2 separate regions of the Homo sapiens genome follow, and region 2 is linked to region 1. Evidence: read pairs that join two places in POLR2A ChIA-PET (ENCODE). Cell type or tissue: CD4-positive, alpha-beta T cell. All regions are shown on one strand.

The links. ChIA-PET counts read pairs that join two places held together with the same protein. Peaks named below come from ENCODE experiments on the same cell type or tissue, not always from the same donor. Only the 100,000 strongest peaks of a DNase experiment are listed, where the experiment ranks them.
Region 2: POLR2A ChIA-PET joins it to region 1 with 13 read pairs; 2 of 35 experiments call an interaction of 5 or more read pairs at or near these places.

What each region holds. Positions count from the first base shown.
Region 1 is chr15:59,802,761-59,805,260 of GRCh38, forward strand. No RefSeq gene overlaps it. Among named protein-coding and RNA genes, the nearest start is that of BNIP2, 110 kb to the left of the region's middle. RefSeq lists an enhancer at 862-1,390 and a silencer at 1,123-1,172. In CD4-positive, alpha-beta T cell, no CTCF peak of the experiment used is centred here; a DNase peak (open chromatin) is centred at 1,121; H3K4me3 peaks cover 772 bases; H3K27ac peaks cover 437 bases.
Region 2 is chr15:59,975,671-59,978,170 of GRCh38, forward strand. No RefSeq gene overlaps it. Among named protein-coding and RNA genes, the nearest start is that of FOXB1, 27 kb to the right of the region's middle. In CD4-positive, alpha-beta T cell, no CTCF peak of the experiment used is centred here; a DNase peak (open chromatin) is centred at 1,051.

The DNA.
Region 1 (2,500 bases):
ACTAATCCAAATTGAGATGTGTTCAATGTGCTGGATATTGAAGACTTAGAACAAGGAATGAAGAATGTAAAAACCTCTCTTTAGTAATTTTTATATCAATTACATACTTTGGATACATTGGATTAAACAAAATATATTGTAAAAATTCATTTCACTTGTTTCTTTTTGCTTTTTAAAATATGACTATTAGAATATTAAAATTACATAAGTGGCAGGCTTGGTAATTTTGCTGGACAAGTGAGCTCCTGGAAAGTGAAGGTCATGGTCTATTCACACCCGTATCCACAACTCAAACCTACCCATTGAGTAATTATACCAGAACTAAATAAAATTTTGCAGATATCAGTACAATTTTGCTAAGAAGTAAGCTAATTCTTTTAAACTATCAGGGACTGAATGAACATAGGACTTGAGTAAAGATATTGCTTAAGCTAGTTTATTCAGGAAAGCCGCAAGAAGAAATGAAGTGAAAACATGCACTGTGAGGGTGGTTTATTCAGCACTGTACTCAAAGATTAGGCTGAATCTCTGCATTAGAATTGAATATGTTTCCAAAATCACTTTAAAAGCTGGCATTTAGAAATTAGGGAGGAGCTGGGAAGGAAAGAGGATAATTTCCAAACCCTCGTCAGTTCTCATTCAAGCGTGAGCGACGCGCAGAAGACGGGTGATTTCTGCATTTCCAACTTAGGTACCGTATTCATCTCACTGGGGAGTGTTGGATAGAGGGTGCAGGACAGTGGCTGCAGTGCACCGAGCATGAGCCAAAGCAGGGTGAGGCATTGCCTCATCCGGGAAGTGCAAGGGGTCAGGGAATTCCCTTTCCTAGTCAAAGAAAGGGGTGATAGATGGCACCTGGAAAATCGGGTCACTCCCACCCTAATATTGAGCTTTTCTCACGGTCTTAGCAAACGGCACAGCTGCAGATTATATCCCATGCCTCACTCGGAGGGTCCTACGCCCACGGAGCCTCACTCATTGCTAGCACAGCAGTCTGAGATCAAACTGCAAGGCGGCAGCGAGGCTGGGGGAGGGGTGCCCACCATTGCTCAGGCTTGCGTAGGTAAACAAAGCAGTCAGGAAGCTTGAACTGGGTGGAGTCCACCGCAGCTCAAGGAGGCCTGCCTGGCTCTATGGACTCCACCTCTGGGGGCAGGGCATAGTGAAACAAAAGGCAGCAGAAATCTCTGCAGACTTAAATGTCCCTGACTGACAGCTTTGAAGAGAGTAGTGGTTCTCCCGCACACAGCTGGAGATCTGAGAACGGGTAGACAGCCTCTTCAAGTGGGTCCCTGACCCCCGAGTAGCCTAACTGGGAAGCACCCCCCAGTAGGGGCAGACTGACACCTCACACAGCTGGGTACTCCTCTGAGACAAAACTTCCAGAGGAACGATCAGGCAGCAACATTTGCTGTTCACCAATATTCACTGTTCTGCAGCCTCCGCTGCTGATACCCAGGTAAACAGGGTCTGGAGTGGACCTCCAGCAAACTCCGACAGACCTGCAGCTGAGGGTCCTGACTGTTAGAAGGAAAACTAACAAACAAAGGACATCCACACCAAAACCCCATCTGTACGTCACCATCATCAAAGACCAAAGGTAGATAAAGCCACAAAGATGGGGAAAAAACAGAGCAGAAAAACTAGAAACTCAAAATCAGAGCGCCTCTCCTCCTCCAAAGGAACACAGCTCCTCACCAGCAATGGAACAAAGCTGGACAGAGAATGACTTTGACGAGTTGAGAAAAGAAGGCTTCAGATGATCAAACTACTCCGAGCTAAAGGAGGAAGCTCGAACCCATGGCAAAGAAGTTAAAAACCTTGAAAAAAAATTAGACGAATGGCAAACTAGAATAACTAATGCAGAGAAGTCCTTAAAGGACCTGATGGAGCTGAAAACCAAGGCATGAGAACTACGTGACAAATGCACAAGCCTCAGTAGCCGATTCGATCAACTGGAAGGAAGGGTATCAGTGATGAAAGATGAAATGAATGAAATGAAGCGAGAAGAGAAGTTTAGAGAAAAAAGAATAAAAAGAAATGAACAAAGCCTCCAAGAAATATGGGACTATGTGAAAAGACCAAATCTACGTCTGATTGGCATACCTGAAAGTGACGGGGAGAATGGAACCAAGTTGGAAAACACTCTGCAGGATATTATCCAGGAGAACTTCCCCAATCTAGCAAGGCAGGCCAACATTCAAATTCAGGAAATACAGAGAACGCCACAAAGATACTCCCCAAGAAGAGCAAGTCTAAGACACATAATTGTCAGATTCACCAAAGTTGAAACGAAGGAAAAAATGTTAAGGGCAGCCAGAGAGAAAGGTCAGGTGACCCACAAAGGGAAGCCCATCAGACTAACAGCTGATCTCTCAGCAGAAACTCTACAAGCCAGAAGAGATTGGGGGCCAATATTCAACATTCTTAAAGAAAAGAATTTTCAACCCAGAATTTCATATCCAGCCAAACTAAGCTTCATAAGTGAAGGAGAAATAAG
Region 2 (2,500 bases), 170 kb after region 1:
GGGGTGCTGCTAAACATGCCACAGTGCACAGGACAACCCACAACAAAGAACTGTCCAGCCCAAAATGACAATAGTGCCAATGGTGGGAAACTCTGCCTTAACATCATGTGGTTGTTGTAGAAATCAAAGCAGATGCCTAGTGAAAAATGTTATGAATAGTGATAATCGTAATAAGATGTCTTAATTTGTAGCTTGTCTGTACGTTGCAATGCAAATTAGACTCTTATAAATGAAGCATAAAATGTGAAGGACAATAATTGCCAAAGAAAAAATCTTCATTGAAAAATATAAGGGTGGAATTGTGGTGACGCAGAGGCTGCCCTAATCACACCACTAAAAGCTTGGAAGTTGGCCTGGGTAACCAAGATCGCATTGCTCTCTCCACCAGGAGCTCAGGAGAATCATCCACCATCTCTGGCAGTGAAATCAGCTGCGAGGCTGGGGGATAAGTTCTGGAGCAAGGTCCACTGGGCTGGATTCCTCTGTAATGGGTGATCGAGTGGCATGTAAAGTACAGGGCCAGCTGTCTGATCTTGGATTATGCCTCATGAAGGGCTCTCAGGATCAAAGGACTGGTGAAGTATCACTGGTGAGGCCACACTGGGATAGGAGTTAATGGGCAGAGTGACTGGCAGGCAGGGATATGTCAGAAGGGAATGGAAAGCACAAAATTGCCAAATATATTATTCTAAAATATTATTATTATTATTCCCAAATATCTTCCTTTGGTAGTGGATCAGGTCATGGCCTGTTTGCTCTCAGATCTATTATTTGTCCTTCCCTGCTCTGCTCAGTCTAGGGGGCTGGGGAGGCTTGCAGGCTGCCTTCCATATGCCCCCATGTCAACGGGCATTTTACAGTGTTTGGCTAATGAGAAATAGGAGGGCAGAAGGAAGAGAGAAGCCAGAGGACCTCTTCCGTTCTCTGCTTCTGGTGCCTGTCGGGTATCACGTTCTTGCATCACCTCTTTAGTATCAGTGTCTATCAGAATGGTCTTCTGTGGTTTCAGCTTCCATCAGGTGCCCCCAGCCTCTGAGCTGTGGTAACACCACTTCCTCCACTCCACTTCCTCCCTTTGTCCCTCCAGTCTAGGCGTGTAGCTTCCTGCTACTGCTAACCTCTGTGTTGCTTTCTTGTGCTCTTTTCATCTTCTCAGCTCTTTCTGCACCTGTGTAACCTGTTCTTTGCACTAAATAAATTTCCTCTGATTTAAGAAGAGTGATTCCTTCTTTCTGGTTGGACCTTGAACGAAGGTCCTATTTTGATATTTTTTAGAGTAGAAGGTGGGGTACAATAGTGTGACACCTGGAACTCATGGTTATGCAGGTACAGCAAGAGCAAGGAATCAAAAGAATACAGAAGCAGCTGATATTCATCTACTTAACAGGTATTTGTTGAGCACCTACTATAAACTGGAAATTGTGCTGGGTATAGAAATTTGTTTTGAAACAAAAAATGCACTGCTTGTAACTTTCAACAAGTAATAACATAAAGAACTACAAAATTACTATATAATAGTGAATTGCTCTACTTAAGATATTTAAAAGCCATTTAAGAAGTCTGGCAACTCAAATAAATGCAGGAAACAGCACAAACCTTTCCATCAAAATAGCAGTTGAGCCAAAGTTCAGACTTAATATATTGGAGACAGAAGTTATAACTCTCCAGGTTTATCATTTCTAATATGAATATCATTAAGCCGCGTTTCCAAACCCCCAAATAATAGCCAACCCAGCTACATTCTGTTCCTTAGAGTGATGCTTGGGGAGCAACGTATTTTTGAAAAGATTCTTTTCCAGTTTAAAGTCATATATCAGAACCAAGAAGTATGAATAGGCCTTGGATTCGAAGTTTGCTGGATGGTTAAGCAAGCTTGTTAGGCAACCAGCTACGTCGGAATATTTACATAGAGAAAGAAAGAGCAGTTTTAAGACCGGCTGATGATTCAAGACATAAAATACATTTATTCTGTGAGCTGTTTGGGGGATATAGTAAAACATAAATATAACTGAAAACCTAAATTGTTGAGCCAACTGAAGAGACTCAGAATCAAATTCTATTCATATACATTTGCATGGCTTCCCTTGAAATCAACAGGCACTACATGTATACCTAAGGGCATTATATTTACATATTTTGCCCATTGCTGGCTTGGAGTAATTTTTTCTATAATAAGAATAGAAGAGAAGTTTATAGTTCACTCGCTGTTTTCATCTCTTTGTTCCAGTGTATTTCACTAAATACAAAAGAGTCTCACGAAGTTTTCATTGCTGTTGAAAAGGTAAATTGAGGCACTCATAAAGTAAATTGTCCCCAAATTGTCTTATAAATCACTGGCTGATTAAGAAATCCAAAATTTTAATTTGACACGATGCCACCCTTTCTGAAGATACAAGAATGATCAGATTTTCTCTGTGTAATAATACGTGTGGGCTTAGAAAGCACAATACTTCATTAAATTCCTTTTCTAGATATAAACACAAAATAGAATTCTTAAGAA